Regions from separate parts of the Homo sapiens genome. Here regions 1, 2, 4 and 5 are each linked to region 3. Evidence: read pairs that join two places in POLR2A ChIA-PET (ENCODE). Cell type or tissue: OCI-LY7. All regions are shown on one strand. Each heading gives the region's core, and the rest is flanking DNA. Links, peaks and the distances in the headings are about the cores only.

Region 1 (6,119 bases), core at 420-5,419, 89 kb after region 3:
ACAAAACCCATGTGATAATCTCAATTGATGCCAAATGGCTGGGTGTTGTGGCTCCCACCTGTAATCCCAGCACTTTGGGAGGCCAAGGTAGATGGATCGCTTGAGGCCAAGAATTTGAGACCAGCCTGGGCAACATGGCAAAACCTCATCTCTAGGAAAAAAAAAAAAAAAAATATATATATATATATATATATATATATATATATATATATTCTGAAAAAGCATTTGATAAAATTCAACAAGGCTTCATGATAAAAATCCTCAAAAAATGGGTATAAAAGAAACATACCTCAACACAATAAAAGCCATATATGACAGACCTATCACTTGTATCAGACTGAACGGAGAAAAACTGAAAGCCTTTCCTTTAAGATCTGGAACAAGACAAGGATCATCACTTTCACCACTGTTATTCAGTATAGTACTGGAAGTCCTAACTAGAGCAGTCAGGCAAGAGAAAGAAATAAAGGCATCCAGATTGGAAAGGAAGAAATCAAATTATCCTTGTTTGCAAATGATATGCTCTTCTATGTGGAAAAACCTACACTTCACAAAATAACTATTAGAACTGATAAAATCAGTGAAGTTGCAGGATACAAAATCAACATACAGAAAATAGGTAGCATTTCTATATGTCAACAGTGAACAATCTGAAAAAGAAATCAAGAAAGTAATCCCATTTACAAGAGCTACAAATAAGATACCTAGGAATAAACTTAACCAAAGAAGTGAAATATCTCTATATTAAAAACTGTAAAACATTGATGCAAGAAATCTAAATAGACACACAAAAAATGGAAAGATATTCCATATTCATGGATTGGAAGAATCAATATTGTTAAAATGTCCATACCACCCAAAGCAATCTACAGATTCAATGCAATCCCTATCAAAATACCAATGACATTCTTCACAGAAATAGAAAAAAAAAATCCTAAAATGTATATGGAACCACAGAAGACCCAGAATAGCCAAAGCCATCCTGAGCACAAAGAACAAAATTAGAGAAATCACATTATCTGACTTCAAATTATACTACAGAACTATAGTAACCAAAACAGCATGGTGCTGGCATAAAAACAAACACCTACACCAATGGAAGAGAATAGATAATCTAGCAATAAATCCATACATCTACAGTGAACTAATTTTCAACAAAGGTGCCAAGAACATACACTGGGGAAAGGACAATCTCTTCAATAAATGATGCTGGGAAAACTGGATATCTATATGCAGAGGAATTAAACTAGACTGTTGTCTCTCACTATATACAAAAATCAGATAAAAATTGACTGGAGACTTAACTCTAATACCTGAAACTATGACACTACTAAAAGAAAACATTTTTCCAACTGCTTTGGCCACTAAAATAATAAAAATAAAAGAAAACATTGGGGAAACTCTCCAGGAAATTGATCTGGGCAGAGATTTCTTGTGTAATACCTGGCACTGGCAACCAAAGCAAAAATGGACAAATGGGATCACATCAAGTTAAAAAGCTTCTGGGCCAGGCACGGTGGCTCATGCCTGTAATCCCAGCACTTTGAGAGGCCAACAAGGGATCCCTTGTCCATCTGACAAGGGATTAATAACCAGACTATATAAGGAGCTCAAACAACTCAGGAAAATATCTAATAATCCGATTAAGAAATGGGCAAACGATCTGAATAGACATCTCTCAAAAGAAGACCTACAAGTGGCAAACAGGCATATGAAAGGGTATGTAACATCATTAATTGTCAGAGAAATGCTAATCAAAACTACAATGAGATATCATCTCACCCCAGTTAAAATGGCTTTTATCCAAAAGACAGGCAATAGTGAATCCTGGTGAGGATGTAGAGAAAAGGGAACCCTCGTACACTGTTGGTAGGAATGTAAGTTAGTATAGCGAATATGGAAAATAGTATGGAGTTTCCTCAAAAAACCAAAATAGTCCCATGTAGCACTATTCACAATAGCCAAGATTTGGAAGCACCTAAGTGTCCATCAACAGACAAACTGATAAAGAAAATGTGGTACATATACACAATGGAGTACTATGCAGCCATAAAAAAGAATGAGTTCCTGTCATTTGCAATAACATGGATGGAACTGGAGGACATTATGTTAAATGAAATAAGCCAGGTACAGAAAGACATACTTTGAATGTTCTCACTTACTTCTGGGAGTTAAAAATTAAAGTCATGGAGATAGTCTAATGATGGTTACCACAGGCTCATATGGGCAGTCGGGCAGTGATGATAGTTAATGGATACAAAAACATAGAATGAATAAGACCTGGTATTTGGCCAAGCATGGTGGCTCACGCCTGTAATCCTAGCACTTTGGGAGGCTGAGGTAGGAAGATTCCTTGAGTCCAGTAGTTTGAGACCAGCCTGAGCACCATAGTGAAACCCCATCTCTATTTTTTAAAAACTTTTTTTTTTTTGAAACGGAGTTTCACTCTTGTTGCCTAGGCTGCAGTGCAATGGCGCAATCTCAGCTCACTGCAACCTCCACCTCCCAGGTTCAAGCGATTCTCCTACCTCAGCCTCCCAAGTAGCTGGGATTACAGGTGTGCACCATCATGCCCAGCTAAATTTTGTATTTTTAGTAGAGACTGGGTTTCACCATGTTGCCCAGGCTGGTCTTGAACTCCTGACCTCAGGTGATCTGCCCGCCTCAGCGTCCCAAAGTGCTGGGATTACAGGCATGAGCCACCACGCCCAGCCAAAACAATTATTTTAATTATAAAAATTTTTTTAATGTTTTAAAGATCTGATATTTGATAGTGCAACAGGACGATTACAGTCAATGATAATTTATAGTACATTTAAAAATAACTAAAAGTATAATTGGAATATTTGTAACATAAATAAATGATAAATGCTTGAGGCGATGGATACCCAATATAACCTGATGTGATTATTACATGTTGTATGCCTGTACCAAAATGTCTTATGTACCCCATAAATATATATGCCATGTACCCATAAAAATTATTAGTTAAAAATTGAAATAAAGAATAAATGAAAAATAACAGCTTATTTTCAGACATCCAAGAAACCCCAACAAATTTCCTCAAATATCACTACAATACTCTTAATTTTTTTTTTTTTTTTTTGAGAATGGGATCTCACTATGTTGCCCAGGCAGCTCTTATACTCCTGGGCTCAAGCTATCCTTCCACCTCTGCCTCCTTAAGTGCTGGGATTACAGGCATGAGCCACCACATTCAGCAATAATACTGTTAAATATCTATATGATAAGAATTTTTGGTTTAAATAAGAAGCATTTAAAACAGCAGTAACCTGGCCGGTCACGGTGGTTCATGTCTGTAAATCCCAGCACTTGGGAGGCCAAGGCAGGTGGATCACCTGAGGTCAGGAGTTCAAGACCAGCCTGGGCGACATGGTCAAACCCCATCTCTACTAAAAATACAAAAATTAGCCCGGCATTTTGGCACATGCCTGTAGTGCCAGCCACTGGGGAGGCTGAGGCAGGAGAATCGCTTGAGCCTGGGAGGCGGAGGTTGCAATGAGTTAAGATTGCACCACTGCACTCCAGCCTGTGCAACAGAGTGAGACTCTGTCTCAAAATAATAATAATAAAACACCAGTAACCTAATTTTTAAAATAATATTAATATTGGATATTTTAATGTGCTATGTTACTTTAGTATTAAATATAAATGGTTTTGCTTCTATACTGCAAAAGAAGATATACTGTTATATAGATAAACAAATGATACAAAAGTATATTAAAAATAATTTTGAAATTGGACCCTGGTTGGTAGTGCCCCAGGCACCTGGAAGAAGCAAATACTGGAACCCATGAAAGCTAAACCCCTGGGGAAGGGTAGTAAAGATGAGGACAGTAGTGCACCATGCTTGAAAGGGCTGGGCTGGGCTGGGCCTGGCTGCGATCCCGTGACACACTGCACTCCGCATCCTGCTACCTGCACACGCAGATTACTTCTAGCGAATTTGAAATTCAGATAGTGAATTTGGGATACAAAGTTTTACAGGTATTTAGAGCACATACTTGGGTGGTGAGAGTTCATATAATCATATAATGAGGCTACTGCTGTTGGAAGGTGATGTCCTATAGTGACAATAACTAAGATAAAGGGGACCGAGAGGGCTGGGGTGGAGGAAGTTAACGGATTCCCTACGGTGGTCACGGTAGACCTGGTTGAGAAGATGACATTTACCCAAAGACTTTGAGGGAGGTGAGGGCCATGCAGGTATCTGGAGGAAGAGCCTTCCAGGCAGAGGGAAGACCCAGGACCAGGCCCTCAGGCCTTCATATTCTGTGAATATATGCTCTGAGCTGAGAAATCTTAAAAGAACCCTAAGCACTGATTACTTTTTTCAACTTTTATTTTGGAAAAATCTCAAACGTGCAAAAGTAGACGAAGTAGTTTACAATTCCCTCGAACCCCTTACTAAGCTGCAGTTGTTATCAACTTATGGCCAGTCTCGTTTCGTCTGTGTCCCCACTGTTTCCCTTCACCAGTGTTATTTTGAGGCAATCCGTACATCATAACATTTCACCCACAAATATGTCGATATGTATTTCAAAAATGTAGGCAGTATATTTAAACAAAACCTCGATACCATTATCACACCTTGGCCAGACGCGGTGGCTCATGCCTGTAATACCAGCACTTTGGGAGGCCAAGGGGAGCGGATAACTTGAGATCAGGAGTTCAAGGCCAGCCTGGCCAACATGATAAAACCTCATCTCTACTAAAAATACAAAAATTAGCTGGGCGTGATGGCACTCACCTGTAATCCCAGCTACTCAAGAGGCTAAGGCAAGAGAGTCGCTTGAACCTGGGAGGCGGAGATTGCAGTGAGCCGAGATCACACTACTGTACTCCAGCCTAGTCGACAGAGCAAGACTCTATCTAAAATAACAAAAACCTTAATATCACAAAATCAGTGTTCAAATTTCCAGTTGTGGCATGAATCTCATAAATGTGTGGGTCTTGTGGGAGAGAGTGGCTGTTGGTTTTGCTTTTTATAGTTTATTTGATGCATTCGGTCTTCAGTTGCCACTATAGCACTCGAGCTTCCGGGTGTCCTGAGGCCCTGGCCTGTGTGCGGGCTGGCTGTGTGCTTCTGCTGATGTTATTTTATTTTTGCTGTTTTTTGAGACAGAGTCTCGTTCTGTTGCCCAGGCTGGAGTGCAGTGATATAATCTTGGCTTTTGTTTTGTTTTGTTTTTTTTTGAGACGGAGTCTCGCTCTGTTGCCCAGGCTGGAGTGCAATGATATGATCTTGGCTTATTCCAACATCTGCCTCCTAGGCTGAAATGATTCTCCCACACAGCCTCCTGAGTAGCTGGGATTACAAGTGCACGCCACTATGCCTGGCTAATTTTTGTATTTTTCGTAGAGACGAGGTTTCCCAGTGTTGCCCAGGCTGGTCTTGAAGTCCTGAGCTCAGGTGATCCGCCCACCTCAGCCTCCCAAAGTGCCGGGATTACAGGTGCCACCACACCCAGGCTTCTGCTGATTTTATACCCAGCCTTCCCCCTATGGCCATTACCCATAGGCAGCATCGCTATATAATGACATAACCATCAGGGCTCCACTTCCTTGGTCTCATTTTGGCCTCATGAGTGGCTGAGGCGTTTTTCCATGTGTGGAGTTTTCCCCTAAGGGTCAGCACCGCGGCATAGTACCATTTCAACAGAAACAGCTCCCAGAGTAATCACAGCTTTGCTGAAGACACGTGAGAGATGAGCAGCTCAAAAATTTGTCATTAATTATAAACAGGGATGAGTGTGGGGCTCAAATCTGTAATCCCAGCACTTTGGGAGGCAGTGGCAGGAAGATTACTTGAGCCGAGGAGTTCAAGACCAACCTGGGCAATGTAGCGATACCCCATCTCTACAAATAAAAAATAAAAACGGTAAAAATAATGTTTCAATGAACAGCTCCTTGTTTACAGATTTGCTTCTTTTTAAAACTCATTCCTGGCCCAGCCTGGTGGCCTATAATCCTAGCACTTTGGGAGGCTGAAGTGGAAAGATCGTTTGAGCTCAGAAGTTAAAGACCAGCCTGGGCAACATAGTGAGACCTCGTCTCTCTTTTTATTAAAAAAAAAAAAAAAGAAGAAGAAAAAGAAA
Region 2 (6,119 bases), core at 648-5,647, 71 kb before region 3:
TACAGAGATGATGCTCAGTAAATGTCGCAGAATTTTGTGAAAAAGAACGATGTGGAAAGTGAGTGGGGCTAAGGTGGCCAGTCTGTGTTGGGGGCCCAGTCGGTCAAGCGGTTGAGGAGGGTTGTAGGCCTATGCCAGGTGGCGGGGGACCTTGAGTCCAGGCCCCCATCCTCATGGGTCCAGCCACAGCTCCTCCTGGGCATCCGTTTCATCCTCAAATGTGGGGAATCCGGCTTCTATGACTGACATACAACTCGCACATTTTAAAGATGTTTTATTAAAAAAAAGAAAAACCAACCAAACAAAAATCCCAACCCAAGAACTCTTGGTTCTGGGAGACTGGGAGCAGCTTAGGTCTGTGGGGAGGGTAGAACCTGGAAGACAGAAAAGTATAGGGAGCCTCAAGCCCTGGGAGGGAGAGCAAGAGCAGCCTTTCCCTAGGGCTGAGCCTCTCTCCATGGGGCCTGGGCTTATCCACTTGGAAAAGACAGGTTGTGGGGGCTCAGCCCCCAGAAAAAGGCAGGGTGAGCAGTTCTGGACAGCCCTCAGGCCTCTTGTCAAAATCACCAACCAGCTGGGAAGGAGAGGGTGGCCCAGCGCTGGATCCAGCCTATCAGCGCCGTGCCCGAAGGCAAGGTTCAGCCCACGATCGGGAGCGGGGGCTCAGATAGGGAGGCGTACCCCAAAGTTCAGCGAGGGACTCAAGCCCCTTGAAAAGAAAGGGCTCTCATGGGGGCAGGACATGGAGGCAGCCCCTGGCTGGACTCCTGGGAGGGCAGGGCAGGACCCATACTCCTGGAGGCCTGCGGAGCTCAGGGACCTTGAGGGCCGCGAGGCAGCACTCGGATGGGCCGAGGCGGGGGATTGTCCAGGACGGGCTCGGGCCGAGCCCGCGCACCGCCCCGGCGCTTCTGCTTGCGCAACAGGTAGTTCGAGTACTGGACCTCGGGCATGGCCAGCTTGAGGCAGGCCTCGGTGGCCGGGCCGGCGCCGCCGCCGGGCAGGTCATAGCCCATAATGTCCACCTTGCGGCTGGGCTGCCACGGCTGCAGCTGCTTGGTGCGGATCTGCGCGGCAGGCCGCAGCAGTGGCTCGTCCCCGAAGCAGCGCCGCAGTAGGCGCTGGCGGGCCTCGCGCAGCTCGCGCGCCTCGCGCTCCACGCACGCGCGGCCCGCGCGCGCCACGTGGCGCCAGAAGGTGGCGTTGAAGTGGTCGTAGAGGCCGGCGTCCAGGGCGTTCCAGGTGCGCGCCGCCCGCGCCAGCGCCGCGGGGATGGCGGCCAGGCGCGAGCTGGCGGCGCGCGCGTTGAGCTTGGCGTAGAGCACGTCGTCCAGGTCCCAGGCCAGTAGGCGCCGCAGCAGCACTAGCGACTCGTCGAAGTACTCGGCGATCATGACGAGCGAGAAAACCTCCTCCACCTGGCGGATGAGGCCCGCCAGGTAGGCGGCGTCGTCGCGCGGGCTGCGCTCATTGTCGCCGCCCAGGTCGTAGGCCAGCGTGTTGTGTGCGAACATGGCGAAGTGCTCGCCAGCGCGGTAGTATGCCTCGGGCGCGCGCAGGAAGGCCTCGAGCGAGGCGTTGGGTACGCGCCGGAAGGCCGGGCAGTACTGGTTGTAGTAGCTGAAGAGCGACTCGAACATGGCGGCCGGCTCGCGCAGGATGGTGACATAGACGGTGCTGGGCGGCATGAGGCGCTCCAGCTCCGCACGGTCGAAGCGCAGGTGGCTGGCCAGCACGTGCGGCGGCCGCGTGGCCGGGTGCACGAAGTGCGCCGAGAAGTTGCGGGGGTAGCAGAACTGGTGCTCGCAGCTCGGGTGCGGCAGGGCCACCGTCAGGTTGTGGCGCTCGGCAAAGCGAAACAGGATGTTCTGCACCGTCGTGCCTGCCGTCTTGTGAGTCTTCAGGAAGGCCACAGTCATGTGCTTGGGGCGCGGCGGCGAGTTCCGCAGAGGAGGGCAGCTCAAGGGGAACAGCTTGGGGTACCTGCCAGGCCCAGGGAGTGTGCGGAGAGGAGGGTGTGAGGGGGCTGCCGCTTGACCCCTGCCCTTACCCAAGGACTGTGGGATGCCCCACAGCGCGGCCCCGCCTGGGCTGCACTCATGGAAAGGTCGAGGGCGGTGCTTGGTAGCCTCTAAGATGCCCTCTATGATCCCTGCTGCCCTCCTGGTATTCATGCCCTTGAGTATTCCCCTCACCTGAGTTAGGCTGGACTTATCATTGCATCTAAAGAAGAGAAGAGGGCAGAAATGATGGGATGTCACTTCTTAAATTTCATCATAGAAAGACTGTGGCTGGCTAGTATCTTGGTGTCTTTCACTCAATCTGGGATGACAGATGATGGGGGAAGCAAGCTGCCATATAGTGGGCAGCCCTATAGGGAGCTACCACTAAGTGGGAAAAGCCCACAAGGACCTAAGGCCCTCAGTCCACCAGCCGGCTTGAAGACCTGAAGCCTGTCAAAACCACGTGAGTGAGCTTGGAAGCTGATCCCTTCCAATCAAGCCTTCGGATGAGACTGCATCACCAGCAAACACCTTGGTTGCAACCCCATGAAAGACCTTGGTCCAGAAGTTCCCAGTAAGCCACACCTGGCTTCCTGACCCAAAATAACAGATGTTTGTGTTTTCAGCTGCTAAGCTTTAAGATAATTTGTTTATGTAGAAATAAATAAGGGACAAAGACCCCTGGAGATCTTTGAGGAATCCCACTTTGTATATGTAGAAACTGAGGGCCAAAAGGAGAACAATCACTTACACAAAGTCTGGAGACGACTCACATGGTCACTAAATCCTTTTGCTCTTTCTCATTTTTACTCTTTAACTGGCTCCTCACTTTGTAGATGGTTGGCACTGGGCTTTGCAGCAACCCATTGTTATGTTTCTCTTGAGGCTTCTAAAGCCTCATTAATTCAGTCATCAAATATTTTTTGGGTGTCCACTATGTGCCAGGTTAATGCTAGGTTCAAGAAATACAGTAATATACAAAAACAATCCTAGCCCTCGTGAAGCTTTCATTTCTGTTGCTTCATTCTTAAAACATGGGTGTTTGGGATTTCAAACCAAATTATCTGGCAAGGGGGGCTGGGCGCATTCACACCATTCTCAGGGGCAGACAGTGTAGAAAATGGGGACATGAAGTCTCCGAGAGGTGCAGGGATTTGTTGGGTTCACACAGTGAGTCAGGAGTAGGGTTGGGGTTCCCATGAATCACATGGTATCCTGTGTGAGGGTGACTGGCTGTGTCACACATATCATGTCTCACTTTATAGATGAGAAAACGGGGGCTCGGAGAAGTGAGGGGACTTGGCCTTGCCCAGCACTACGGAAGTTGTGAGAAGTTGTTTCCACTGGGGAAATGCTTAGCTGCATGCTGTGGGGAGTTGAGCTGGATTCGGATCTCAGCTAACTGATTCTGTAACTTTGAGCAAGTCACTCAGCCCTTTCATTGAAGAGCAGTCCCTGTCCAGGGAGGCTGTGTGGCCCTAAAGGGAAAGCACTTTCAGAATAGAGGGGAGGAGCAAAGCCTAGCAGGACCCTTCTAGCAGGTGGAAGAATGGGGAGGGGAGCTCCGGCCCCCCTGGGGCCCCGCCCCCTTACCAGCTGAGCTGCGCCCCCTGGTGGATGAGAAGGCTTACGGTGCTGCACCCTAGCACCAGCAGCAGGATTTTCCGGCGGCTCATCATCTTGGTGGCCTGCTGCAGGCGCTGGAGGATGGGTGGCATGGCGGAGTACCCACCCCTGGACCAGCCAGGGCCTCACTATCCAGGACTCCCTTCACAGGCACTCATGGGGGATCCTGCGGCTCTGGTAGCAGGGCCAGTGTTCCCGAGAAGCCTGGCAGAAGAAGGCAGACGGGTTTGCAGTGGGCAGAGGAGATGGGATCTGGCCCCCAGCAGGTCTGATGCAAAGAGCTCCAACAGGTGGGGTAAGCAGAGAGGCCAGGGCAGATCGGATTCCTACCTCCCGTTATCAAGACCCTATCTCCTCACTGCTCCAGATAACTTAGTCTTGGGTGGAATTACAGGGTCTGGGGTGTAGCCAGCCCTTCAGGCTGTAGCCACTCCCATCCCTCAGCCCTGTCTCTGTCTCTCTGCCTGCTCCTAACTCGTCTTTGTCTCATGGTTATTTGTACATGTCTCCCCAGTGGAGTGGCTTTAGCGCCAGGGCTTGGCTCAGAACATAGAGGTCTCAACTCAAAGTTTCCTCTCCTCCAGGACTCCTTGCCCAATTGCTTTAGCCCAGGGTTGGTCCTGACTCCCCAGAGAAACCGAGCTCCTCGGAAACACTGATCAGGCCTTCACCTCCTTGGATCGATATGGCTTTGAGTCGATACTGCAGGCTTACTCTATGTACTGTATTATTACATACTTAATCCCATTTAGTCCTCACCACAGCCCTGACCTAGGTATTATTCCCACTGTATAGATAAGGAAACTGAGGCTCTAAGAGATTATATCACTTGTCCATAGCTACACAGCTGGTAACAGTAGAAATGAGATTCATACCTGCTGTTTCTGGCTCCAAAGTCCATGCCCTTAGACACTGTATATGCTATTTCTGTAGAGAACTGGTTTCCCCAACCTTGCCCTAGACTCTGGCAATTCTGCATCCTTCTGAGTCCTGAGCGCTCCTAGCTGGGCTCCTGCCCTGAGGGCCCAAGACTGAGAAATTCATGAGGGAAAGGAAGGTCTTGAAATCCTGGAGCCCTATCTGGATTCCATCCCCAGACACCTGAAACCCAGGCGGCCCCATCAGCTGACTCTGCAGGGAAAAGTGCCTGACCAAAGCAATGAGATGGCAGCCTGGGCGGGGTGTGGGTTGGGTAAGAGGTGGCTCCTGCTTGTTGCCCTACGGAGGATCTCCAGGAGAAGGTGAGCTTCCATCCCAGGTAAGCCCAGGAGTAAGAGAGGGGAGGAGGGCTTGGTCACACACAAGTCTCCTTTCCCCACAGGAATGCCTTGGCTTAAGGGCAGCCCAATCCTGGGCAGCTCCCGTGGAAAGTCCACTTCAGCAGTGATGCCTGTCCCCAAGCTAGGGTGGGGCCTCAGTCTCCAGGTTCAAGTTTAGCTTCAGCCCTCACACATATCCTTCTCCACGGGGGAGGGGGAGCCTGGAACCTGATGGGCATGTGCATGTGGAACTAGGACACCTGGGTCCCAGGAGGGGTAAGGTAATATGAAAACCCTTTTGATCATCACCTTTTCTGGGAGCCCTGGGCTTGGCTTCCAGTCTCTCTTCTTGACCCTGCTCCCTTAATCCTGGATTACATTTAAACCTGTTTGGGTGGAAAGATGTTCTGTTTATGCCTCCCCTTCTCTCTAGGCCTTATCGCTGCTTCCCTCCACCTGCCTGCAGACAGACTTAATCCGGCCGGAGCCAAGGGTAAAGGGTCCAGCCACAGAGGGTAACCAAGGGCACAGCAGAGGAAGTCTAAGGCCCTCCCTGTCTCTTCAAGGATTGCTGGGGCAGAGAAGGGCTGGCCTGGCCTGGCTGGGGCTGCTTGCAGGAGGAAGTGAGAGCCCTTGGCCCTCTAAGGATACACACCTTTTTCCTCTGTCACTCCTGCTGCTTAGAGAACTTGGTGATTAGACAGAAGTGTCCCAAGATGGGAAGAGGGGAGTCTACATCCACCTTTGCTAAACTTGCAGAAACCACCCTATTTCTCAGAGGATTCAGGGTCAGCCAAGGAAGTCAAGCCTAGCTATGGGGGACCTTTCCCGAGGGCAGAGCTTCTACTGGCCGCACAGAGAGAGTGACAGGTGCCTGGTATCCCCCTCTGTCCCACTCTTGGGCCTTTCCCCACTTCCCTACATGGCTGAGCTCTGGGGAGCTAGCCAGGCCCCAGTCTGAGGCCTGCTTAGGGACAGGGGACAGGGCATCCTCAGTGCAGGAATTCCCTGGACACCAGCCCCTGAAGGCGGGCACCAGCTTCTGTATGGCCACTGTCAATGACAGGGTGTTCATCACCTCCTGATACAGCCTGGTCCATTTCTGAGCAACTTACAGCTTGTTCAGGTTCTTTCCGGGACAGCCAGGATTACCCTGCCAGTGGTAGCACCTGCTTCGGCCTGCCCCTTACACCTCCCATTCTGCACTCTTGGTAGTGCTGCCCTCCTAGAG
Region 3 (6,119 bases), core at 745-5,744:
CACATGAATGAATAAACTGTGGCTATGATTTGGCTATAAAAAGAATGATACATGGTGGAATATGGATGAATCTTGAAAGCATTATGCTGCATGAAAGGAAGCCTTACACAGAAGAGCACATACTTAGGATTCCATTGATATGAAATTCTAGGAAGGGCATTTAATTTATAGTAAGAGAAAAGTGGCTAACCAGAACCCAGGATGGGAGAGGGTTGACTGGGATGGAACACAGAACTTTTAGGGTAATGGAAATGTTCTGTATCTTAAATATGGTGGTGATTACACAGGTATAAATTTGTCAGAACTTATCAAAATGTACAATTAAATCAGTCCACTTTATTGTATATAAACTATTTCTCAAAGTTGAACTGGTGTCTGACATTTAAATGTACTTTGGATTTCTTTTGTTTACCTACCCACTTCTTGGGCAGATGACTTTTCTTTTAATTTCCAGTTCTCCTAGCTACCTGCTGACTCATCCCAGACGTACTTACATTCCTGTTTCTGAATCAGTTCCAACATCCTTTGGGTCTCTTGTCCTCAATCTCTAGTTGGCAAAACATCTTTCTAATTGCAGGGTTATTGGTTATCTTCAGATATGCTATTGGAACTTACTTACCATCAAGGCTAGTTGGGTCTCCACCTCAAAGACTAAGTATCTCCAAACAGATACTTTTACAACGTAACAAGCAAGGAAAAAAAATGTTTGCAGCACATGTAGTTTGACAAGAAGACATAAGAGTATATTTTAAACTCTCAGTTCCTTTCGGTATGATGACTTGTATACTTTGATCAGACTTCCTCTTCAGAAGTTGTAGTCTTTATGTTTAGGATTCCTCCTGTTCCTGTTAATACAGCAGCTGAACTGAAAGCTGTATAGAGATTTGATGAATAGTTGACTGTCTCGTGATCAAACTCTTGCTCTGACATTAATATACTTTATTTAGTATCAAGTCTAATTTTCATCTTTTATTTTTCCTCCCTTTAGTTCACAGAATCACCCAGTCCTTTCTTCCTTTATTAATACATTATTTTGCAAGTGATATATGACCACAGCCTCATAAAGTACTCAAGCAAACACATAGGGTATGATGTGAAAGTGCCACTGAAGCTCTTTTGCATCTCTCCACCTCCCCAGACAAAAATACGATTAAGAGTTCGGCAGACATTCTTCCAGATCTTTTCCTAAGCATTGACATAGGACATGTGTACAGATACATAGACATTGTTTACGTAAGCAGAATCACTATGAGTTGTTCAGCTTGTTTTTTTTTCACATAAAAACGTATCTTGGGGGCTGGGTGCGGTGTCTCACGCCTGTAATCCCAGCACTTTGGGAGGCCGAGGCGGGCGGATCACAAGGTCAAGAGATCGAGACCATCCTGGCTAACACGGTGAAACCCCGTCTCTACTAAAAATACAAAAAATTAGCCGGGAGTAGTGGCGGACGCCTATAGTCACAGCTACTCGGGAGGCTGAGGCAGGGAAATGGCATGAACCCAGGAGGCAGAGGTTGCAGTGAGCTGAGATCCCACCACTGCACTCCAGCCTGGGCGACAGAGCAAGACTCCGCCTCAAAAAAAAAAAAAAAAGTACCTTGGGGATTTTTCTGTTTTTGTACTTACAGGCCTATCTCATACTTTTTAATGGCTGCTTAGTATGCCATAGAATAGAGAAAACACAGTTTATTTAACTAATCCTACTAAATGGACATTTATTTCTAATTTTCACTCTAATAGTCAAAAAATGAATTTAGAAAATGCAAATAATTTGTGTTTTTAGGGTCTTTCATTTCTTATTTAGTTATATAATTATTCTAGCTTTTAAAAAAGCTTATTAGGGTGGGAAGTGCCTCACTGATACTGTAATGTTAGAACTACACTGAAAACTTTGTTTCAGAAGAAAAAGTTGAATGTAAGTTCTCTGTGACTGCGGACTTCATTAGCATTGTGTCTTCAGGGCTTTCTTTTTAGGTATGATTATAAACCAAAAGCACTATAAGTGGTTACATAATTTTCTTACAGTTTGTATACCTCATTCAAAAGAAGCATACATCTCTAAGGATTAGAACTAGAACCATAAGCCAGGTGTGGTGGCTCACACTTGTAATCCCAGCACTTTAGTAGGCTGAGGTGGGAGGATCATTTGCACCCAGGAGTCAGAGACCAGCCTGGGTAACATAGGGAGACCCCATCTCTACAAAAAAAAAATACAAAAATTAGCCGGGCATGCTGGCTCATGGCTGTGGTCCCAGCTACTTGGGAGGCTGCGGTGGGAGGATTGCTTGAGCCTGGGAGGTCAAGGCTGCAGTGAGCTGTGATTGTGCCACTGCACTCCAGCCCAGGTAATAGAGCGAGACCCTATCTCAAAAAAAAAAAAAAAAAAAAACTAGAACAGTGACCTTTGGTTGTAACATGATCAGCAGTTGGTTATAATGAGTGCTTTAAATTAATGTTTTCCCATGGAGCTGGAGCCAAGCATTTGTGAAAAATGTTTTTTCTCTCTCCCTTTTTCAGTTTGAAATCCTGCTAATACACTAATTTCTGTGGAACTTTCTACCAGCCTCTACTGGTGACCAGCAGTTGCTGGTTTATTAGCACTCAAAATATTTAAAACAAGCAAGAAACCTGTCTTTCCATCTCCTTGCCCTGTATATGGAGATGCACAAATATGGAAAATTCTGATGTTTAAGCAGAATTAGTTATATTTCAGGTAGATGGATTTGAATCTTTCAAAACCCCACATGAGGTAAGTATATTTCTTCAGCCCTGCTTTTCAGCAAATAGTGGGACTGCAGAGCAGGCTGACATTTGTCTTAGCTACCCAAGAAGGACCAAAATTGCCTTCCTGTTAGGTTTTGCCTGCATGTTTAGTTATGAGACAGCCTGAGACCCTGTTTTTCTTTCGTATTAGCTGACCTCGGTATTAACCTCACCTTCCCTCCTCCCCTTCTTTTTTTGGTTTCTGGTTTTCCTTTTCAATTTGTTACAAGTACGCTTAAAGCACGAAGGCGTTGCAGTTGTTAGAGATTATTTTGTTCTCTGGCGGTTTCAGTTATCTTGACTTTAAGCTTTCTTCCTCTTAGACAAATAATATAGGCAGCTGTCATATCTGAGGGTTTTAAATTCTTGTTAACCTTTTAACTTATTGTGATTAAGATGAATTTGAAAAGAAAGCCATTTCCTCTATTTAAGAATTGCCTTGGCAAGAAGTTGGAAATCCTAGAACCTTGTTGCAAAGGAATGTGTCGCTATTTGTTATGAATGAGTCTGGTTGGGTCCAGTGAAACCTTCCTATTGCTAATGTGCAATTAGGTATCTTCAGTGAGGGAGAGACTGTCCTCTAAGCAAAGCAGCTAAAGCTCCAGGGGCAAAGGGCAGAGCGAATAAGCAGGGGCCTGGGTCATCTATTTTGTTCTCTGGCCTGAAAGCATTTGACTGCTCATCTCACATCCCTTCTTTGCCCTCAGTCGTTAGATATTAGGTCTACTGTGGTTGAATGAGACTGTCTACAAAAGGGTTCCAGTGCTCACCAAAAGCTGTTTGTAAATACGAAGTATTACATATTATCTTTCCTAAGGTTGTGAGAACCTAGAAGAACTGCCTTTGATTAATGCTAGAAAACAGCTCTTATGAGACATAAAGTTCATTTAATAATCCCACAAATGCTTACGAGCAACTATTCTATACCAGGCAGTTTTCTAGCTTTTTGGAAATAGAGTGGTGAACAAAATAGATGAACATCTCTGCCTTCATAGAACTTAGATTCTAGCTGGGCACAGTGGCTCACGCCTGTAATCCCAGCACTTTGGCTGAGGCAGGTGGATTACTTGAGCTCAGGAGTTCAAGACCAGCCTGGGCAACATGTTGAAATCACATCTCTACCAAAAATACAAGATATTAGCCAGGCGTGGTGGTGTGTGTCTGTGGTCCCAGCTACTCATAAGACTGGGGTGAGAGGATCACTTGAGCCTGGGAGGTGGAGTTTGCAGTGAGCTAAGATCGTGCAACTGCACTCCAGCCTGGGTGACCAAGTGAGACTCCATCTCAAAAACAAAAAAAAAAACAACTCAGATTCTAGTTGGGGAGACATATACTAAATAAGATAACACAAATAAAGGGCAGTATATAGTGAATTCAGTAGGGACAAATGCTGGGTAGAAAAAACTAAGCAGGGGAAGAAGACAGGAAGTGTCAGGAGTAGTACTGTGGCTTTATTATTATAAATTGTTTCCTTTTAAAAACGATGTGTATTATGCATTAAAGCATTGCTCTGAGAAGGGGTCCTCTGACTTCTCCAGACTGCCAAAGGGACCCTGGCATTGAAAGGGTTAAGGAGGCTGGGCGCAGTGGTTCACACCTGTAATCCCAGCACTTTGGGAGGCCTAGGTGGATAGATCACTTGAGGTCAGGAGTTTGAAGCCAGCCTAGCCAACATGGTGAAATCGTGTCTCTCCTAAAAATACAAACATTAGCTGGGCATGGTGGCGGGCACCTGTAATCCCAGCTACTCAGGAGGCTGAGTCAAGAGAATCGCTTGAACCCAGGAGGAGAGGTTGCAGTGAGCCGAGATCGCACCACTGCACTCTAGACTGGGCAATAAGAGGAAAACTCCATCTCAAAAAAAAAAAAAAGAGAGAAAAGAAAGAAAAAGAAAAGGTTAAGGACCCCTCATTAGAGTTACAAGACCAGCCCTCAACATGTGATTAAAAGATGTTTGTTATGGCCGGGCGTGGTGGCCCATGCCTGTAATCCCAGCACTTTGGGAGGCCGAGGCAGGCGGATCACCTGAGGTCGGGAGTTCGCGACCAGCCTGACCAACATGGAGAAACCCCATCTCTACTAAAAATACAAAATTAGCTGGGCATAGTGGCGCATGCCTGTAATTCCAGCTACTTGGGAGGCTGAGGCAGGAGAATTGCTTGAACCCAGGAGGTGAGGTTGCAGTGAGCCGAGATTGCGCCATTGCACTCCAGCCTGGGCAACAAGAGTGAAATGCCATCTCAAAAAAAAAGAAAAAAAAAAGATGTTTGTTTCCTCTTTGATGCTTTATGTGATAATGATGCGGTAGACTTTCCACATATCTCCCTATTATATCTGGTAATTGTGGCTTTAAATTATTTGAAGCTGTCATTCACTTTTGAGACTAGTGTTTGTAGGATGTTTTTTCCATTTGTGTTCTGTAGAACCCCAGGGTACCCTGAAGCCTTTTTGGCACATGTGGGGGTCATTTTAAACGTATGTTTGGATTATTCATCTACGTTAGTCTAAACAAGTAATCAGATGCCTGGCTTTGAGGTAGGTATAAGTAAAGAGAATAGACTAAGGGGTTGGTGCATATTTATGGAACATAAACAGCATAGATGGTTAACAGATGCTACACACAGGTGAACCACTGATTTAACCTGTTATGTGTATGCCATTGAGCCACTATCAAGACCTTGAGCTGCTACCTAGTGTCTGTATAAAGATAAGAATTTCCAGCCAGGGGCCGGGCGCTGTGGCTCATGCCTATAATCCGGGCACTTTGGGAGGCTGAGGCAGTAGGATTGCTTGAGCCCAGGAGCTCAAGACCACCCTAGGCAACATAAGGAGACCTTGTCTCTGCAAAAAATGAAAATATCAGCCAGATGTGGTTGTGTGCACTGGTAGTCCCAGCTCCTTGGGAGGCTGAGGTGGGAGGATCACTTGAGCCTGGGAAGTCAAGGCTGCAGTGAGCCATGATTGTGCCACTGTACTCCAGCCTGAGTGACAGAGTGAGATCTTGTCTCTAAAATATAAATAAATAAAAAGGATATTTTCTAGGCCAGGCGTGGTAGCTCACGCCTGTAATCCCAGCACTTTGGGAGGCTGAAGTGGACCAATCACCTGAGCTCAGGAGTTTAAGACCAGCCTGGGCTTAGGCAACATGGCGAAACCCCATGTCTACAAAAAAAAAAAAAAAAAAAAAAAGAAAGAAAAAGAAAAAAAGATATTCTGAGCTTATTTTCTCGTTATTTCCTTCTCTCCCTTCCCAAATATTTTTTTGAGCATCTGTGTCAGCTAGGAATACAGAAACTAAAAAACATTGCTTGCCCTTGTGACTGGGGAGATATAGACAATTGAATAATCAACCACAAC
Region 4 (6,119 bases), core at 630-5,629, 1.2 Mb before region 3:
AGAATGAACGCAGCCCCCAGAGGCCACCTTTCTCTGCTGACACAGGAGAACGGTATCTTTAAAGTCACTCAGATTAGCACACAGGCAAAGGCAGCCCAAGAGACCCCAACCCGGCCCCCTTCTCGTCCCTGAGGCAGTCCTCAGGGGTCCCTGACAGAGCCTGGCTGCATCCTGACTGCTTTGGGCCTGCACCAGCCCACCTTATCTTTTCAGACCGTGTTTCCTGCACACATTAGGACCATGGGGAAAGGGGAAAAAAAGTCAGGAGGGGCCAGGCGGGGCCAGACGGGGTGGGAAATGGAAGTAAATGCAATTAGCAACCCCAATGTCCATCCACGGCCTCCACAAGGACATGTTTCCAGGGAACGGGCTGGCAGGCCAGGGGAGGCGTGTTGTGCTGGGGCCCTGGTGCGTGCTCTGCCGGCCCCATCTTTCCGAGAGGGAAACACCTGCTTTCCACGCCACCAGCAAAGGCAGTAGCAGGTGGCCAGCCCTGCCGGGAACGCACTGCTCCACTCCGACCTCCTCCGCTGGACAGGCCACACGGGCCTTTCCATGACTGACGGGCGGGGCCTCCAGGAAACAGAAATCCACTCCTCCTGTGTACACCTAGCGGGGCTCATCCTGGAGTTTACACCCAGCACCTCCAAGAGGTACTGAGCGATGGTCTTTCTCCTGACAATAAAACACCATCATTCAAACCCTAACCAGGTAACTTTTAGTAAAACACATCTAAACCAAGGCCTCTAGGGCTATGGAGGAAAAGAAATGGTCTAGTAAAATCGGTTTGATCTTCTGCTACTTCACAGCAGGAAACCCCTCCTCCAATCAGCGTGATGTGCTTCTCTTTCAGCCACCGGCTCCTTCCTGCCCATAATGGGTAGAGATGACCTTCTGTGGATATAGGGGAGCCTGGCCTCTCAGGGATGCAGAGGGGCCACACTTTGCACCTGGAGGGGAGAGGGAGGCCACACAGGCAGAGCAGGGCAGCACACTGACAGCAGCCTCATGTCCTGCTGGCTTGTTCCTCCAACCTGTTGTCTGCACAGGCAACTCCAGGGCAGGGACCACAAGGCAACACCTACGTCCACCCCTTGCTCCCAATCAAAACGCCATGCTGTGTCTGCAGATCCACTGATATGGAGCATACACTTTGGTGCTTGTCCCAGAGACAGCCAGTGTAGACACCTCTGCCTGCCTCTTTCCTACCAGGGAAAGGAAGCAGAGGGAGTGGGAGGTGGGGAGGGAGCATCTCAGAGGGCAGGGGCCAAGGCAAGCAACACAAGACATACAACCCCAGCCGAGCATGATGGCCCGCGCCTGTGGGCCCAGCTACTCGGGAGACTAAGGTGGAAGGATCACTTGAGCCCAGGAGTTCAAGGCTGTGATGATGCTTTGAGAGGCCGAAGCGGGCAGATCACCTGAGGTCAGGAGTTCAAGACCAGCCTGGCCAACATGGCGAAACCCCATATCTACTAAAAATATAAAAATTAGCCAGGCGTGGTGGCATGCACCTGTAATCCCAGCTACTCAGGAGGCTAAGGTGGGAGGATCGCTTGAACCAGGGAGGAGGAGGTTGTAGTGAACCGAGATCATGCCACTGCACTCCAGCCTGGGCGATAGAGCGACACTCTGTCTCAAAAAAATAAAAGAGTAACTTAATCAGATTTTCTGACCTTGCTTTGGCAAATGACAGGGCTTTTGCTTATCCGGCATTTACTAAAACTAGGTTGGAACAACAATAGCAGTAAGAAATAAAAATACTAGCCCTCGCTTTTTTTTTTTTTTAAAGGGGTCTCCAAATCTACTCCCTTAACTCCTAGGTGCATCACTGTCACCAGGGGTGGGAGAATCTAACAGCTTAACTGGCAGCTCTGAAACCAGATGAGGGCCAGTGATTTCAGTACGCTCTGATGCAGTCCCACACGGGCAAGGCCCGCAAGGCTGGAAGGAAAGAGAAGCAAGGTTTCTCAGCTCCAAGAACAGAGTCCCCATGCCCTCACAGCCCTAGCAGAGAGACATGTGCACCCCAAATCCTAGCTGCCGGCTTTGACTGCAAGGCTCACCCAGCAAAGGCCAGTCCAGAGGGTAAGGGACACGGGAAGGATCTGCAAGTTAATCATCAACAAACTTGCTCACTTGTCCTCAACCCCTCTTTGAGTTTGATCTTATTTCATTTTCACATTTGGAGCTGTAGACTCCACTCCTCACCTGCCAGGTACCAGCCTACCCTCAAGCTCCTCCCAGAAAGCATCAGGCCCCAAAGCGCCCCACCCGTCTGTGAAAAAGGGGCAGTGACAGATGGAGGACCCAGTTCAGGCTCATCCTGAACCAGATCTTCAAAAGAGCTTGGCAGAATCTAGGCAGGAGTTTACACAATTGGAATGGGCACGGTGCACTACTGCATAGCAAGAAGGCCTCAGCCAGGGAGGCTGCTGTCAACCTCTAAGCAAATGTAAGCAAATTTCCACCAGCCCGTTTCATGAATTTCTACCAGCTTCTCCTTTTGCTTGGCTCTCTCTCAGTCCTGCTGGACGTGTGAGGAATGTATATGGCTTTGGGGGGCAAAGGCTGTTAAACACAGACTAAAGCTAATAAGCTCTGGGGACCAGGGGCTTGTTCAGAGTCAGCAATGCTTCCTGCACCCTCACAGCATGGCCCGATTCTGATCCTGTTGTTTCCAGCATGCCCCAGGGGTTCAAAAGCATGACAGCCACATAAGATTGGCTGTGGTCTCACCATGGCTGCTCCCATTGCCTAGGCCCAGGGAGCCAAGAAAGAAAGCAGCTCCCGCCCTCTCAGTGCACAGAGCACTGTGGAGATGGGAGGCTGATGTAAAATGGGTTCTTACTCGGACACTTTTTTTTTTTTTTCTGAGACGGAGTCTCGCTGTCGCCCAGCCTGCAGTGCAGTGGCGCGATCTCGGCTCACTGCAAGCTCTACCTCCTGGGTTCACGCTATTCTCCTGCCTCAGCCTCCCGAGTAGCTGGGACTACAGGCGCCCACCAACACGCCCAGCTAATTTTTTCTATTTTTTAGTAGAGATGGGGTTTCACTGTGTTAGCCAGGATGGTCTCAATCTCCTGACCTCGTGATCCGCCCACCTCGGCCTCCCAAAGTGCTGGGATTACAAGTGTGAGCCACCGTGCCCGGCCACATTTTTTTTTTTAGAAAGGCTGAGACTGGAAGAAATCTCGAGGGCAGCCAGGTGTGGCGGCTCACGCCTGTAATCCCAGCACTTTGGGAGGCCAAGGCGGGCAGATCATGAGGTCAGGAGTTCGAGACCAGCCTGGCCAATATAGTGAAACCCCATCTCTACGAAAAATACAAAAATTAGCCGGGCGTGGTGGCACATGCCCGTAGTCCCAGCTACTCAGGAGGCTGAGGCAGGAGAATCGCTTGAACCCAGGAGGCAGAGGTTGCAGTGAGCTGAGATCGCGCCACTGCACTCCAGCCTGGGTGACAGAGTAAGACTCCGTCAAAAAAAAAAAAAAAAAAAAGGAGAAATCTCAAGGGCAGCATCTGAACCAAGTTGCAGATCTTAGAGAGAAGGATGTGTGACAACACCAGCAGCCCGAGCTGTGGTCACAGCTGTTTACCTCTGCTGATCCGCTGCTTCTCTCCAGACAGGATCCCGGGGGTGTCGATGATGCTGATGCTGTCCAGGACGGGGTTGGGCAGCTGGGCACACATGAACCTACATGAGAGCAAGAGCCAGAAGAGAGGCGTCAAGACACAGTCATCACTGCTCCGGACACAACAAAGGGCTCTCTGTACTCCTTCGCTCCATCTCTGGCTTCCTCTCCAGCAGCGGGGAACTGACAGGTGGTTTTCTATCGTCTTAGTTTCCCGGGGTGGCCGGCAAATCGTATGGACTTTCTCAACTGGGAATGCAACCAGCAGGCTCAAACTGACCCAAATCAGCACTTCCTCACACACTTTTCCCCTAGAGTTTGAGAGGTCAACTTTCAAGCTGCTGACTTGTTAGTGAAAACTGTGCAAGCCTAGGTCACCATTCAGTTCGGAGGGGAAGCAGAAGGTCACGCTGGGGCGCTGAAATCCCATCTCAGAATCCTCCAGCACTTGGCTAAATCTCCACACTGAAGAGAGCTGGCCGCTTCCTACTGCTGCTAGGGCCAGCCCTGCCCTTTCAACCAGCCGCTTGGGTGAGGGAATTGAAATGGACGGCTGGCAAAAGCTGGGGACCACACAGGCTGGTAGACGGTGGGACGGAGAAGCACAGACGCGCCATTCTCTGAAAGTCCGAGCAGGCTGAGGAAGAACAAAGCCGTGGAGAGGCTGGCGACTTGCGGGCCAGGGCTCAGCCACGCATATCTGAGTTTCACACTAAGCTTAGAACAGCCCAGAAAGGCAAGGGGCAGTCTCAGTTGAGAGCAGGGATCCTTCACTGGACGCAGAAAAAGCTCCTTTGAAAAGTTCTCTGAAAGGCCAGGCGTGGTGGCTCACGCCTGTAATCCTAGTACTTTGGGAGGCCAAGGCAGGCAGATCACTTGAGGTCAGGAGTTCACGACCAGCCTGGCCAACATGGTGAAACTCCATCTCTACCCAAAATAGAAAAATTAGCTGGGCATGGTGGCACGCGCCTGTAGTCCCAGCTACTCGGCAGGCTGAGGCAGGAGAATTGCTCGAACCCAGGAGGTGGAGCTTGCAGTGAGCCGAAATTGTGCGCCACTGCACTCCAGCCTGTGCAACAGAGCGAGACTCTGTCTCAAAAAAACAAACAAAAAACTTCTCTGAAAAAGGTAGTGAGAGCAAAGAAAAGACTGACCCATTATCTGTAGGACACAGACTTGAAGCTGCCTTTCCAACAGACGGGAGGACTCTGAGCCGATCAGCTTCTCCCTTTGGCCCCATCCCCCAGTGACCAGGGGCCCACGGGCAGAGGGCAGCTGGCCAGGGCAAGGGGTGCTCTGCAAGGCAGTGGAGCAAGACCAGCTGACCTGCAGGGCGAGCAAAACGTGGGCCTCACTCTCGCCAGTGCCAGTAGCAATGCATGAAGGCCAGTCCTGGCCTTCCTGCTGGGGACAGGAGGCGCTGGAGAGATGATTACAGAATAGAAGGATGGGAAGCAGAATTGGCTCTGGGAAATCACATACATAAAAATGCCTCATAAATGAGCCCAGAAAGTGAGTTAATATCTATAGGACCCAGAAACCAGTTGCTCTGCAGAGCCCAGGGTATATGGCAGAAAACAAGAAAGGGGAAGCAGCAAAGATGCCTCCGATTCCATCTCACCAAGAACGCACAGGTTTCATCTCGCACAAGTGGCAGTCCCAGTTATGCAATAAGTTTTTGCAAGACACTCTTAAGACACCCTGACTGCACCTTGCCTTGGTCTGCTCCAGCTGATTTTATTCTTAGAGCAGCCACATAGGGGGAGAAGGCCGGCAAGTCAAGTTCACGACTCAATGAGTCTCTTCAAGACTCAGCTGGGAGAGGCTGTATCAGCCAGAGAAAAGCCTCCTTTGTTGCACCCTCCTCGCCGGGCTCACTCCCCACACTACACATCCTGGCACAGCTCTGGGCCTCAGCGTGGGCTGATAGGGCCCTTTCGGCAGGGCCATCAGTGATCAGGGATCCTCTGGAGATGAGGTGGCAGCAAGAAGGAAATAAACGTGTGCCACCTCTCAGATCCTGTGGCACCAATGTCATCAAAGCACCGGTCTCGGACAAAGCAATCTCGAATTGCTCTTTTTCGGGTAGAAGCAGCAGAAAGCAGTAACTGGCTGTGCAAAAGCCAGGCAGTCAGTGCTGGCTGACCTAATGGGTGACTTCCACACATCAGCCAGACCCTCTGAACCTCGGTTTCCTGAACCAGTCAGGTGGGGGCTGCCAAGATGATGTCTAAGATCCTTCCAGCTCTGAAACTCTAGGCTTCCAAATTCAGAAAACTGGTCCTGTGCCATGTCTCTCCTTTCAAAAAAGGTGTGCCCTCACAAGGAAAGTGAAGAGGACTCCGCCTCTTCAGGACCCTTAGCCCAAAGGGCTGCACTCAACCTGGCCTTGACAGACAAACATCAACAGCCGTAAAACAGGAGGGCGGGCTGAAATGCCTGGAAGTGAACAGACCCTGCTGAAGGTCAGCTCTGTGCCTGGAG
Region 5 (6,119 bases), core at 698-5,697, 240 kb after region 3:
CTCCCAAAGTGCTGGGATTACAGGGTGAGCCACCGTGCCCGGCCACACTGATTGATTTTTGTATGTTAAACAATCTTGCATTTCTGGAATAATTCCTACTTGGTCATGGTGTATAATTCTGTTAATATGTTGCTGGGTTAGGTTTGCTAGTATTTTGTGGAGGATTTTTGCATCTATATTCATATGAGATACGGTCTGTAGTTTTCTTGGGATGGTCTGTATATTAGTTTGGCCTCAGGTCACATAGAATGAGTTGTAAAGTGTTTTCTATTTTTTGGAAGAGTTTGAGAAGGATTGTTGTAAATTTCTTTTTACTTTGCACACTACACTGTTATAGGATTGTTGTTAATTCTTTTTGTTTTGTTTTGTTTTGTTTTGTTTGTGACAGAGTCTCGCTCTGTCACCCAGGCTGGAGTGCAGTGGCATGATCTCGGCTCACTGCAACCTCTGCCTCCTGGGTTCCAGCGATTCTCCCGTCTCAGCCTCCAGAGTAGCTGGGATTACAGGTGTGCGCCACCATGCCTGGCTAATTTTTGTATTTTTACTAGAGACGAGGTTTCACCATGTTGCAGGCTGGTCTCAAACTCCTGACCTCAGGTGATCTGCCCTCATCCGCCTCCCAAAGTGCTGGGATTACGGGCATGAGGCACCGCGCCCAGCCGGATTGATGTTAATTCTTTAAGTGATTGGTAGAATTCACTTGTGAAGCCATCTGGTCCTGGGATTTTCTTTGTTGGGAGGTTTTTGATTACAGATTAAATCTGGTTACTTGTTATAGGTCTGTTCAGATTTCCTGTTTCTTCTTGCATCAGTTTTGGTAGTTTGTGTGTTTTCAGGAATTTGTCCATTTCATCTGATTTGTTAGCATACAGTTATTCATAGTATTCTCTTATAGTCCTTTTTACTTCTGGGTAAAGGCATACCTCACTTTTTTTTTTTTTTTTTAGATGGAGTCTCGCTCTGTTGCCCAGGCTGGAGTACAGTGGTGCAATCTAGGCTCACTGCAAGCTCCACCTCCCGGGTTCACGCCGTTCTTTTGCCTCAGCCTCCCATGTAGCTGGGACTACAGGTGCCTGCCACCACGCCTGGCTAATTTTTTTGTATTTTTAGTAGAAACGGGGTTTCATCCTGTTAGCCAGGATGGTTGCAATCTCCTAACCTTGTGATCCACCCCCCTCCGCCTCCCAAAGTGCTGGGATTACAGGCGTGAGCCACCACGCCCAGCCAGGCATACCTCACTTTATTGCACTTTGGTTTATTGCACGTCACAGATAATTGCATTTTTTTTTTTTTACAGATTGAAGGTGGCGGGTTCCTGTAGTCCCAGCTACTCAGGAGGCTGAGGCAGGAGAATGGCATGAACCCGGGAGGCAGAGCTTGCAGTGAGCCGAGATCGTGCCACTGCACTCCAGCCTGGGTGACAGAGCGAAACTCCGTCTCAAAAAAAAAAAAAAATCAGTAAGTGTTGTGTGTGTGCTGACTGCTCCACCGACTGACTGTTCTCCCCTTCCTCATACCTCCCTATTTCCTGAAACACAAAAATATTGAAATTAGGCTGATAATTCTATGTTGGCCTCTAAGTGTTCAAGTGAAAGGAAGAGTTGCACTTCTCTCATTTTAAATCAAAAGCTAGAAATGATTACACATAGTGAGGAAGGCATGGTAAACACTGTGATAGGCTGAAAGCTAGGCCTCTTGTGCCAAATGGTCAGCCAAGTTGTGAATGCAAAGGAAAAGTTCTTGAAGGAATTAAAAGTGCTACCCCAGTGAACACACAAAAGATAAGAAAGTGAGGCCGAGCGTCGTGACTCACGCTTGTAATCCCAGCACTTCAAGAGGCCAAGGCAGGCAGATCCCCTTGAGCCCAGGAGTTTGAGAACAGCCTGGGCAACATGGCGAAACCCCGTCTCTACTAAAAATACAAAAAAATCGCCAGCCATGGTGGCGCATACCTGTAGTCCCAGCTACTCAGGAGGCTGAGGCGGGAGAATCACCTGAACCCAGAGGTCTAGGCTGCAGTGAGCCATGATCATGCCACTGCACTGGAGACCTTGGAATACGCTGATGACTTTGAAGGGTTCAAGACTTCAGTGGAGGAAGTAACTGCAAATATGATGGAAATAGCAAGAGAACTAGAATTAGAAGTTGAGTCTGAAGATGTAACTGAATTGCTGCGATATCATGAGAAAACTTGAATGGATGAGGAGTTGCTTCTTCTGGATCATCAAAGTGGTTTCTTCAGATAGAATCTACTCCTGGCAAGGATGCGGTGAACATTGATAAATGACAACAAGGATTTAGAATATTATGTAAACTTAATTGATAAAGTAGCTGTAGGATTTGAGAGGATTGACTTTAATTTTGAAAGAACTTCTACTGTGGGTAAAATGTTATCAAACAGCATCGCATGTTAGAGAGAAATCTTGCATGAAAGGATCAATCAGTGCAGCAAATTTCATCGTTGCCTTATTTTAAGAAATTGGCACAGCCACCCCCATCTTCAGCAACTACCATCCTGATCAGTCAGCAGCTATCAACATCGAGGCAAGACCCTCCACCAGCAAAAAGATTACAACTTGCTAAAGGTTTCAGGATTATGACTTACTGAAGGTTCCGGTGATCACTAGCATTTTTAAGCAATAAGGTTTTTTTTTTTTCTTTTTTCTTTTGAGATGGAGTCTTGCTCTGTTGCCCAGGCTGGAGTGCAGTGGCGAGATCTCAGCTCACTGCAACCTCCACCTCCCAGGTTCAAGTGATTCTCCTGCCTCAGCCTCCCGAGTAGCTGAGATTACAGGCACGCATCACCATGCCCAGCTAATTTTTGTATTTTTAGTAGAGACGGGGTTTCTCCATGTTGGCCAGGCTGGTCTCAAACTCCTGACCTCAGGTGATCTGCCCTAGCCCACCATGGCCTCCCAAAGTGCTGGGATTACAGGTGTGAGACACCGCACCCAGCCACAATAAATATTTTTAATTAAGGTATATACATTGTTTTTTAGACACAATGCTATTGCATACTTAATAGACTACAATGTAGCATAAGCATAACTTTTTTTTTTGAGACAGAGTCTTGCTGGAGTGCAATCCTGCGATCTCAGCTCACTGCAACCTCCGCCTCCCTGATTCAAGCAATTCTCCTGCCTCAGCCTCCCGAGTAGCTGGGATTACAGGCACCTGCCACCACGCCCAGCTAATTTTTGTATTTTTAGAAGAGACAGGGTTTCACCATGTTGGTCAGGCTGGTATCAAACTCCTGACCTCAGTTGATCTACCCGCCTCGCCTCCCAAAGTGCTGGGATTACAGGCATGAGCCACCGCGCCCGGCCAAGCATAACTTTTATATGCACCGGGAAACCCCAAGTTATTGCAATATTTGCTTTATTGCAGTGGTCTGAAACCAAACCTGCAATATGTTTTAGGTGTGCCTATAATTGGTAGTAATATTACCACTTGCATTTCTTAGTATTAGATTTTAGTACCTTAAAGGCTTCTCTCTATTTTTCTTAGTCAATCTAGTTAAAGGTGTGTCAGTTTTGTTGATCGTTTCAAAGAACCAACTTTTGGTTTCATTAATTTTCTCTATTGCTTTTTTCCCTCCATTTTGTTTGTCTTTAATCTTTAGTATTTCTTTCCTTCTGCTACCTTTGAGTGTAGTTTGCTCTTCTTTTACTAGTTCCTTAAGTTATTTATTTATTTATTTATTTTTGAGACGGAGTCTTGCTCTGTTGCCAGGCTGGAGTGCAGTGGTGCAATCTCGGCTCACTGCACTGCAACCTCCACCTCCCGCGTTCAAGTGATTTTCTTGCCTCAGCCTCCCAAGTAGCTGGGACTACAGGGGTGTGCCACCACGACCAGCTAATTTTTGTATTTTTAGAAGAGACAGGATTTCACCATGTTGCCCAGGATGGTTTCAATCTCTTGACCTCGTGATCTGCCCACCTTGGCCTCCCAAAGTGCTGGGATTACAAGTGTGAGCCACTGCGCCTGACCCCTAGTTCCTTAAGTTCTAAAGTCAGGTTATTGTTCTGAGATCTTCTTTTTTAACGTAGGCATTTATAGCTATAAATTTCCCTCTAAGCACTGCTCTTACTGCATCCTGCAAGTTTTGCTATGTTGTATTTTCGTTTGCATTTATCTCAAAGTATTTCCTAATTTCCCTTTTGATGTCTTTGACTCATTAATTTTTAAGAATATGTTGTTTAATTTTTACGTATCTGTGAATTTTCCAGCTTTTCTTCTGTTGTTGATTTCCAGTTTCATTCCACTGTGATCAGAAAAGACCCTTTATATGATTTCAGTCTTTTAAAATTTATTGAGACTGTTTCGTGACCTAACATAGGATCTGTCCTGGAGAATATTTCACAAGCACTTGAGGTTATATATTCTTTTGTTTATAGGTAGAGTATTCTATATATGTCTGTTGTGGTTTTGGATCTAAAGTGAGTCTCTTATAGACAGTTTATAGTTGAATCACTTTTTGTTTAATTAATTAATTTTGAGACAGGGTCTTGCTCTGTCACCTAGGCTGGAGTGCAATGGCACAATTACGGCTTACTGTAGCCTCTACTGCCTAGGCTCAATCAATCCTTCCACTTCAGCCTCCTGAGTAGCTGGGACTAAAGGCGCACGCCACCATGTGTGCCTAATTTTTAAATTTTTTGTGTAGACATGAGGTCTTGCCATGTTACCTGGGTTGGTCTCAAGCTCCTGGGCTAAAGTAATCTGCCCTCCTTGACCTCCCAAAGTGCTGGGATTACAGGCGTGAGCCACTGTAATCCCAGTTGAATCATTTTTTTTTTTTTTGAGACGGAGTTTCGCTCTTGTTGCCCAGGCTGGAGTGCGATGGTGCCATCTTGGCTCACTGAAACCTCCACCCCCCGAGTTTAAGCGATTCTCTTACCTCAGCCTCCCAAGTAGCTGGGATTACAGGCATGCGCCACCATGCCTGGCTAATTTTGTATTTTTAGTGGAGATGGGGTTTCCCCATGTTGGTTAGGCTGGTCTCGAACTCCCAACCTCAGGTGATCCGCCCGCCTCAGCCTTCTAAAGTGCTGGGATTGGCGGGGCGCAGTGGCTCATGCCTGTAATCCCAGCACTTTGGGAGGCTGAGGCGGGTGGATCATGAGGTCAGGAGATCGAGACCATCCTGGCCAACATGGTGAAACCCCATCTCTACTAAAAATGATACAAAAAATTAGCCGGGCGTGGTGGCGGGCGCCTGTAGTCCCAGCTACTCAAGAGGCTGAGGCAGGAGAATGGCGTGAACCCGGGAGGCGGAACTTGCAGTGAGCCGAGATCGCGCCACTACACTCCAGCCTGGGCGACAGAGCGAGACTCCGTCTCAAAAAGAAAAAAACAAACAAAAAAATTAAGTGCTGGGATTACGGGCGTGAGCCACTGCGCCCGGCCCTAGTTGAATCATTTTTAAAATCCATTCTTGAGCCAGGCACGGTGGTTTATACCTATAATCCCAGCACTTTGGGAAGCTGAGGCAGGAGGATTGCTTGAGCTCTAGGAGTTTGAGACCAGCCTGGGCAGAGAGATCCTGCCTCTAAAAAAAAAATTTTTTTAAATCCATTCTGACAATCTTGCCTTTTAATTGGAGAGTTGAGTCAATTCCATTTCAAGTAATTACTGAGGCTGGGCGCAGTGGCTCACGCCTGTAATCCCAGCACTTTGGGAGGCCAAGGTGGGCACATCACTTGAGGCCAGGAGTTTAAGACCAGTCTGACCAACATGGTGAAACCCCGTCTCTAATAAAAATACAAAAAGTAGCCGGGTGTGGTGGTGCACACTTGTAGTCCCAGGTACTTGGGAAACTGAGGCAGGGGAATTGCTTGAACCTAGAAAGCGGAGGTTGCAGTGAGCCGAGATCACACCACTGTACTCCATCCTGAGCGACGGAGTGAGACTCTGTTTAAAAAAAAAAAAAAAGTAATTACTGATAAGGAAAGACTTACTTGTGCCATTTTGCTATTTGTTTTCTACGTCTTGTATCTTTTCGTTCCTCATTTCCTCCATTAATGCCTTCCTTTTTTAAAAGATAGGGTCTTGTTCTGTTGCCCAGACTGAAGTATAGCAGTGCAGTCACAACTTGCTGCAGGCTTGAACTCCTGGCC

The links. Peaks named below come from ENCODE experiments on the same cell type or tissue, not always from the same donor. Only the 100,000 strongest peaks of a DNase experiment are listed, where the experiment ranks them.
Region 1: POLR2A ChIA-PET joins it to region 3 with 5 read pairs; 5 of 35 experiments call an interaction of 5 or more read pairs at or near these places.
Region 2: POLR2A ChIA-PET joins it to region 3 with 5 read pairs; 21 of 35 experiments call an interaction of 5 or more read pairs at or near these places.
Region 4: POLR2A ChIA-PET joins it to region 3 with 11 read pairs; 1 of 35 experiments calls an interaction of 5 or more read pairs at or near these places.
Region 5: POLR2A ChIA-PET joins it to region 3 with 6 read pairs; 2 of 35 experiments call an interaction of 5 or more read pairs at or near these places.

Annotation. Positions count from the first base shown.
Region 1 is chr11:66,202,571-66,208,689 of GRCh38, forward strand. All of the region lies in intron 2 of PACS1 (phosphofurin acidic cluster sorting protein 1), which reads left to right. Among named protein-coding and RNA genes, the nearest start is that of KLC2, 52 kb to the right of the region's middle. In OCI-LY7, for the core only: no CTCF peak of the experiment used is centred there; no DNase peak of the experiment used is centred there.
Region 2 is chr11:66,041,695-66,047,813 of GRCh38, forward strand. It overlaps GAL3ST3 (galactose-3-O-sulfotransferase 3), which reads right to left. Exons shown (of 3, transcript NM_033036.3): 2 at 3,597-3,833; 3 at 1-1,983. The coding sequence starts at 3,721. The coding sequence ends at 813. Among named protein-coding and RNA genes, the nearest start is that of GAL3ST3, 4.4 kb to the right of the region's middle. RefSeq lists a silencer at 3,589-3,638 and an enhancer at 3,749-3,948. In OCI-LY7, for the core only: CTCF peaks have their summits at 3,603 (motif pointing left) and 3,811; a DNase peak (open chromatin) is centred at 3,617; H3K4me3 peaks cover 452 bases.
Region 3 is chr11:66,112,842-66,118,960 of GRCh38, forward strand. All of the region lies in intron 1 of PACS1 (phosphofurin acidic cluster sorting protein 1), which reads left to right. Among named protein-coding and RNA genes, the nearest start is that of PACS1, 46 kb to the left of the region's middle. RefSeq lists an enhancer at 489-578. In OCI-LY7, for the core only: no CTCF peak of the experiment used is centred there; DNase peaks (open chromatin) are centred at 822 and 2,870; H3K4me3 peaks cover 3,309 bases; H3K27ac peaks cover 3,643 bases.
Region 4 is chr11:64,870,822-64,876,940 of GRCh38, forward strand. It overlaps EHD1 (EH domain containing 1), which reads right to left. Exons shown (of 5, transcript NM_006795.4): 2 at 3,600-3,697. Among named protein-coding and RNA genes, the nearest start is that of MIR10392, 4.7 kb to the right of the region's middle. RefSeq lists enhancers at 767-856, 5,937-6,119 and a silencer at 2,915-3,105. In OCI-LY7, for the core only: no CTCF peak of the experiment used is centred there; DNase peaks (open chromatin) are centred at 836, 2,460, 3,570 and 5,330; H3K4me3 peaks cover 4,257 bases; H3K27ac peaks cover 5,000 bases.
Region 5 is chr11:66,352,158-66,358,276 of GRCh38, forward strand. All of the region lies in intron 1 of B4GAT1-DT (B4GAT1 divergent transcript), which reads left to right. Among named protein-coding and RNA genes, the nearest start is that of TRS-GCT3-1, 7.1 kb to the left of the region's middle. In OCI-LY7, for the core only: no CTCF peak of the experiment used is centred there; no DNase peak of the experiment used is centred there.